2 separate regions of the Homo sapiens genome follow, and region 1 is linked to region 2. Evidence: chromatin contacts called from ENCODE Hi-C or POLR2A ChIA-PET data. All regions are on one chromosome and are shown on one strand. The core of a region is the stretch at or near the end of the contact, and the rest is flanking DNA. Distances in the headings are between cores, read along the strand shown.

Region 1 (3,634 bases), core at 943-3,442, 130 kb before region 2:
ACCAGGAAATTCACTTTTCAGCTCTTTTCCATATCTGTAAAGTGGGAATTACAGTCCCTATCTCACTGGTTTGCTGTGAGAAGTCAATGAAACAATATTGGTAAAATGCTTAACTCAGAACCTGGCAATGGGGGTGGTGTGTGTGTGTGTGTGTGTGTGTGTGTGTGTGTGTGTGTGTGTGCCCTGTTTCCTCCCCGCCCCGACACTTGCCTTTGAGATTAGAGGAGCTTGTTGTGTGGCTTCTGTAAAGTTCCCAGACTCTGGTGAGTGTCACATCAGTGTCTGATGAAAGGCAGCTTGTAAATATAAAATGCTGCTTTGATTGCAATAAAGGTTCATGCACAAAGTAAGAGAAATAACAGGAACAAAAATAAAGAAAAGAAAAAAGTTCAGGCTAGGTCAACAAGTCCACGTTTCCTACCTGAACTGTGGGCTCTGGGATGGGTTGTTGGGGACAGACCTTGAAGCAGAGAGGACCACAGAGCCAGGACCAGGGCCACAGGGCTTGAGGAATTGTCTATTCCTGCTGAGGGTGGGGAGTTCAGGAGAGCAACGATTTCTGTTCCTTGTTGATGACCTTGGCCAACTCTTCGACTCCTCAGGCTGCTCTTTTTCCCGCCCCCAGGTGGCGCTCTTTCCTCCTTCCTTCCCACCCCTCCATTGGTGACTTCATCCACCATCGTGGTGCAGCCCTAGCTTCTATCTGGACAACGCCCACCTTTCCCTCCCATACCGATCTCAGTGACGTCTCCATGAAGCCCTTCTAAGTTTCACCCATGCAGAGGTGGAAATACATGATTGCACTTGTTATTTAAGGAGGTTTCCTGTGTGCCCCCGCTGTGCTGAGGCCTCGATATAGAATCTCAGTTATTCCTCAGGAAATCTTCGCATGCAAGTGGTTTATTTGGGAAAGGATCCCAGGAAACACTGGCAGGAGAGATGGGAAGTGAGACGGGAAGGGAAGGCGGCCAGCAAAGGGGGCATGGATGGATGAGCTGGTCATAGAATGTTTGAAGAGACATGGCTTAGGAAGGAAATTCATTTGAATTTTTTTAACTTTGGACCTGTGCTTTCAAATGTCTTCTCCCTTGCCTGGCACAGTGGCTCATGCCTGTAACCCAGCATTTTGGAAGGCCGTGCAGGAGGATTAATTAAGGCCAGGAGTTTGAGACTAGCCTGGGCAACATAGTGAGACCTCGTCTCTATAAAAAAATCAAAAATATTAGTGGGGCATGATGGTGTAGACCTGTAGTCCCAGCTAGTTGGGAGGCTGAGGAGGGAGAATTGCTTGAGCACAGGAGTTTGAGGCTGCAGTGAGCTATGATTGTGCCACTGTACTGCAGCCTGGGTGACAGCGCAAGACCCTTTCTAAAAAAAGAAAGAGAGAGAGAGAAGGGAGAGAGAAAAGAAGGAAGAAAGGAAGGAAGGAAGGAGAAGAAAGAAGAAAGAAAAAAAGAAAGAAGAAAGAAAAAGAAAGAAAGATGGATGAAAGAAAGAAAAAGAAAGAAAGAAAGAGAAAAAAGCTCACTGTTAGAAAAAGAAGATTGACAAGGATGAAATAATGATAAATCCCAGGGGGATGAGCCTCCCAGCTCAGTCTCTGCTGGAAAAAAGTATTGAAAAGCACAGGTCCACCATGAAAAGAAATTAAAATGAATTTCATTCTTAAGCCAAACATATTCCAGAGAATCCATTTTAAGCCCTCCTGAACATTTATTGAAACCCCCTTCCATCTCCAACCCCAAAAGCTCCAAAGGACCTCACTTCTTGCTCCCCTTCCCAAGCCCCTGCTCTCAGCCTCCTCTCCCCTCTTCCCCATCTGTCCCATAAATTTGATCCCAGCAAGCAAGAATCCCTTCTTTTTATGAGCTAGAAAACTGACCAGTGACAGAAGATTTTTATTCACAGGAGGAGAGAGAGGATACTTCATTAATTTCAGTCCTACCTGTTGTACATATGTGTGTCCTGTAATAAATCATTTGTCTGACCCTTGTTTCTGGTTCCTAGGAGGAAGCTTCTAATTCTTGGAATTTCCTGAGTGATGGGATTGCCTGAGTTTATGCTAACAAGGTGACTCGGGATGGTGGCCAGCCACACCAGAAAGACCAACTGTGTGATTAGAGAGTTGGGACTTTGGGCCAGTGACATCAGCCTGATGATGTCTGGGGAGTGGAGGGGTTGCTGGAGATTGAGTTCAATCATGTGGCCAGTTATCTAGTCAATCATGCCTACATAATGAAACCACAAAAAAACCTCTGAATGATGAGACTCAGTTGAGCTCCCCGGGTTGGGAGTCATACTTCTGTGTGCTCAGAGGGCGACACAGAAGCTTTGTGAATTGGGCCCTCCCATGGGTTTTTTTTGGGGGGGTTGTTCCTTTATAATAAACAATTATAGAAAGTACAGTGCTTTTTTAGTGCTTTGAGTTGGTCTATGAGTTACTGAACCTGAGAGAGTAATGGGAGCCCCCGAATGTGTAGCCAGTTTGTCAGAAGTGTGGGTGGCCTGGGAGCCCTGGCGCTTGCAGTGGGTGCCTGAAGGGAGGACAGTCTTGTGGAAGACTGTGCCCTTAACCTGTGAAATGTGACCCAAGTCCAGGTGGCTGGTGTCAAAACTGCATTGCCTTATACTGTGGCTCAGACCATATGACAGAGATGAGAATCTGTCATTTCTGCTTGGAGAAATCAGTTTTTGGGGTGTGACTAATTTTTGCTCTGGGACCCAGATTTCACCCCCCCTAGAGTTGAGAGTTCTGCCCTTGTGTTTTATTTTCTGCTTTTGGCTAGAGATGTGAATGAGGGTGAGAAGATTATTGCCTGGGGATTGAAAACCAGGCCACAATGAAGTGGGACCCCCAAGGCCAAGAGTCCTGTCTGTGTTTTCCTCCTATAGGGAGATTGGCAGGTGGGGTCAGAGGCTACATTCATAAAGCATCTCAATTTTCCTCCACAGTTTGTGCTACTTAATGGCCCTGCATAAATACTTCTACAAGAGCCAACAAATTAATGACTCATAAGGCCCTTTAAAGCATTGGAAAGAAACTAAAAAGGAGATCTAATTTGTTTGGTTCAGGATTATTGGTATCAAGCTGGGTTTGGTGTCTTTTGTTTACTCATTGGTTTCCAAAAATAAATTTTGGGAAAACAGACCATTAAGGATAAAAGATGCTCCAGTGTACTTGAAACTGTTTGAGAAACAGGTAAAAAGGCAGTAAAATATAAAATTTATTGTGGCTGAGGGTTTTTCTAATGCCAAGCACAACAGCAGTAGACAGAAGCACAAACTGTGGACAATTGACCTTGGCTGGATCATGCCTTCTTCCCAATTTCCCAGGGCAGAGTGTCCCATTACGTAGAAATAAAAAAGAAATGCATTGTGTCTAGAGCCTGGAATGTGGGGTCCTCTGGGAATATTCATTTCAGTTACGCAACAAATATTTATTAAGCCTAGATTGCGCCTGGCCTATCTTGAGCTACTTTTATTAGAAGCCTTCTCTCAGAGGCTTTAAATATCTCTACCACCCACATATAGCAGCTCCAACGCTTTGATGTCATACAAAATTAGGCCAGAGTCATACTTCCATCACCCACAAGCTCTGTGACCATGGGCAACCTCAGCTTCCTCATTTGTAAAA
Region 2 (3,616 bases), core at 552-3,051:
GTTCCCATCTGCGTCTGGCCCACTGAGGTGAGAGGAGGTTAGCTCGCTAGGCCTGGGCCCATTCATCTCACTCAGGACCCTAATGCTGGAGCACATTTGTGAGCCAATCAGTCCTTGGGCCTTTTTTCCTTTGAATCTCTACTTTGTTAACATTCAGCTCTCATATTTCCTGGTGACACACGAGGTCATATGTATGGCAAAGCATCCTCTGAAATCATATCGTGCTGTATTGATATTAAGCTAAAGATATACTGATCTCGGGTTGGTTATCTGTTCTTAATTCAGATGGGAAGAACAAGACCCGAAGTGGAGATAGTTCAATCCCCTACCCCCAATTTCCCAGCCGCACCGCTTAGGTACCCCCAAGTGGCATCATGTGACCACTTCTGGCTATCACGTGGTGAACCCCAAAACTTGGGTTCACCCTGAGATGCCACATGGGTTCTTGGCTTCATGCAGGAAGGAATTTAAGAGTGAGCTGACAGAGTAAAGTGAAAGCAAATTTATTAAGAAAGCAAAGGAATAAAAGGGTGGTTGCTCCATAGGCAAAGCAGTGGCATGGGCTGCTTGACTGAGTATACTGTCAGTTCTTTGTTGCTCATATGCTAAACAAGGGGTGGATTATTCATGAGTTTTTTGGGAAAGGGGTGGGAAGTTTCCCAAACTGAAGGTTCCTCCCCTTTCTAGACCGTATAACATAATTTCTGAATGTTGCCATGGTGTTTATAAGCTGACATGGTGCTGGTGGGAGTGTTTTTTCCCAAGCTAATGCATTATAATTAGTGTATAATGAGCAGTGAGGATGACCAGAGGTCGCTTTCCTCACCATCTTCGTTTTGGTGGGTTTTGGCTGGCTTCTTGACCACATTCTGTTTTATCAGGGGGGTCTTTGTGAGTTGTACCTTGCAAAACCAGTCCTGCCTATTCTTGTCTCATTTATTCAAGATGGAGTCACTCTGGTTGGAAAGCCTCTGACATGGCCACTGAGTAGGTAGCAGACGTGGTAGGTGCCACCTCTGGGTGGAAGTATTTTAGAGCTGGTGCAAGATGTCCCTGGTCTGTGTTCCCTGCCACGACAATTGTGGGGGCCACAGGTTGAGGTGTTAGCATTGCGAGAAACTGAGAACCAGAGAGACCGATACGGAGAACGGGAGGATTGTTTATTTTAGGTACGCACTGGCTCAGTGGATTCGCATCCAAAAAGCTGAGCATTGAACAACGACTGAGTGGGGTTTTTATAAGCAGACTTACAAAAGTAAAACAAAAGCAGTTAATCATATAGTGTATAATTTGTGGCCTTGTAGCTGCGTCAAAAGAAAAACAAGAACTGGCTAAATACAGACATTTGTAAAACATAATCACGTTTAAGAAGCCTGGGAAAGGAGTAACAGTAAAGTAATTTATCTTTTTCTCTTTTTTTTTCCTTCAACATTGCTCTGGGGGAGAGGGGTGTCTGAAGCCCATTCCTTTGGCCTTGGCTGCTCGTACAGCATTATCTTATAACTGTCCTTGAAGTGTGCTTGCTAGGCAGAGGAAAACTTCTTTTTTTCTTGTGAACCCTTGCCTGTTACTTTTCTTGGAGTGAATGAATGCATATTTATTTTTAAATTTCTGCCTCATTAGAGCCACCTATGAAAGCAGACTGGATCGCTGAGTCACTCAGTGGAAGCCTGTTTCAAAACACAGTGTATCAGTAGAAATTTTGAGGTATAGTGAAGCCAACAGATCAGGAGATGATTGCTATTGAAAAAGTAGTTTGTTACTCACAGTTCCCAGGAGGAGGGGACACCGCCTGCCACGCCACACAGAGCCACACGGGGAAGCACCAAGGTCAGTTAGGAGGTGGAGGGAAAAGAAGGCTTTGTTTGGTTTGGGTGGGTTGTTTGCATCTGAAAAGTGCTGTCATGGCAACTTGTATCTCTAGAAATTGGCTAACTCTAGGGGGTCAGCGAGGCCCCAGATGTCAGAGCATTGGAATGCAGGAAATAAAAGATGTGGTTAATACCAAGACAAGTGTTCCGGAGGGCTGCACAATCTGCACTGGACTTTGTGGGAGGGGAAATTAAACTTTGTTCTGTGAAGCATTCATACTTGGGGATTCATTTACCACCGGCAGTGTGCTACTGCAGGAACACAGGAGAAGCAGGGGCATGTGAAAAAACAGCAGTCTCAGCATAGGCATAGCATCTGCCACACTGACAAAGTTCGTTCATTTATTCATTCCAATATTCAGCCAGTGGTTGTTGAGCACCAGCTGTGTGTCAGGCCTGGGGCTGGGGACTGGATCACAGAGACCAGGCACTAACCCTGCTCCCACAGACCTCTTAGTCTCACGAGAAAGGTGACACATGTGAAAGGACAAGGATGGGCTGGACACAGTGGCTCATGCCTATAATCCCAGCACTTTGGGAGGCCGAAGTGGGAGGTGCTTGAGGCCAGGAGTTCGAGGCCAGCCTGGGCAACATTGCAAGACCCTGTCTCTACAAAAAAGAAAAAAATTACCTGGGCATGGTGGCATGCACCTGTAGTCCCAGCTGCTCTGGAGGCTGAGGAGGAAGGATCGCTTTAGCTGAGTTGGAGGCTGCAGCGAGCTGTGATCTACACTCCAGCCTGAGCGACAGAGTGAAAGCTTGACTCAAAAAAAAAAGAAGGAAGGACAAAGATGATAGAGTGTGAAGACTGCCATGCAGAGCTGGGTCTCCAGTGGGTGGGTAAACAGAGGAGGGAGTGAATCAGGGAGGACTTCTCACAGGAAGTGACACTTAGGGTAGGTGTTCATGGAGTTACATAAGAATTCCCTGTGCAGAGACAATGGGCACAGATGTTCTGGGATGTCTAGGAAGCACATGTATAAGGGCACGTCCAGGTCTGGCAGAGTTCAGTGGGGCTGGAGCAGAGGAGCACTGGGGTATGGTGAGACATGGCTGGAAAGCCAGCTGGGTTGACATCTGCAAAGGCTTTGGGTGCACTGACAAGGGCTGCAGGTGACTGACGGCCATGCAGGTGACATTAGGAGATTGGCAGTCACAGCCTTTCCTTCTTAAATTCCCCTCACCTCCTTCAGTGGCTGTCCTATCAGATGATTAGTGTTCATTTAACCCCTCTTGTTATAGTTGGGGAAGAACCCCATAAGCTCCTCTAATTTAAGGCAGGGATAGTAAATGCCATCCTCCCTTCCAGCACTCAGGGCAGACATCAGCAATCGATCGACATTCTTTGCATCAGAGGCCAGATTGAGCCTCAGAGGCCTTTTCAACACAGCTCTTCAGGCAACAAATATCCAAGGGCCCAAATTGGTGTGCAAGTCGATTTATATGTCATTTCTGTTTTAAGAGGTTAAGGACGTCGTGTTCTCTTTCTAGAAGTATTTTTACTTTAGAAAAAAGAAACTGCAGAGTGAGGACAAAATTTAGTCAAAGAAATTAATAGCTAATGGTAGAATTTTAGTCTGCAGAAGTTTTGGGAAAGGAAGTCTGTGCAAGTCTCTCAATCCTGTCTCCGTTGTCACAAAAAAATGTTTACGTTGTTTATTTTCCAAGGCAAGGTAAACACCATGGAGCAAGAGACAGTTGTTTCCATGGTAAGCTCCACCCACGATGTCTCCCTTTGTATCCCC

Evidence for each region. Hi-C counts contacts between places; a loop is a spot of excess contacts on that map. ChIA-PET counts read pairs that join two places held with the same protein, here RNA polymerase II (POLR2A). Pooled maps may share reads with other maps.
Region 1: a pooled map shows a loop between it and region 2 (2.2-fold over the local background). The contact joins two enhancer-like sites. A Hi-C loop is called at or near these places in 2 of 168 maps with a recorded cell type or tissue (Caco-2 and HepG2) and 8 of 50 pooled maps. POLR2A ChIA-PET finds 5 or more read pairs at or near these places in 1 of 52 experiments (Panc1).

The regions. Positions count from the first base shown.
Region 1 is chr7:3,065,244-3,068,877 of GRCh38, forward strand. No RefSeq gene overlaps it. Among named protein-coding and RNA genes, the nearest start is that of CARD11, 23 kb to the left of the region's middle. RefSeq lists enhancers at 564-643, 684-733. Within about 2 kb of position 2,193, at least 5 of the 41 ENCODE cell types and tissues checked have a DNase peak (open chromatin) inside an H3K27ac peak, as active enhancers do.
Region 2 is chr7:3,192,955-3,196,570 of GRCh38, forward strand. It overlaps LOC124901574 (a long non-coding RNA gene), which reads right to left. Exons shown (of 2, transcript XR_007060192.1): 2 at 1,140-3,616. Among named protein-coding and RNA genes, the nearest start is that of SDK1, 110 kb to the right of the region's middle. RefSeq lists an enhancer at 1,848-2,528. Within about 2 kb of position 1,802, at least 4 of the 41 ENCODE cell types and tissues checked have a DNase peak (open chromatin) inside an H3K27ac peak, as active enhancers do.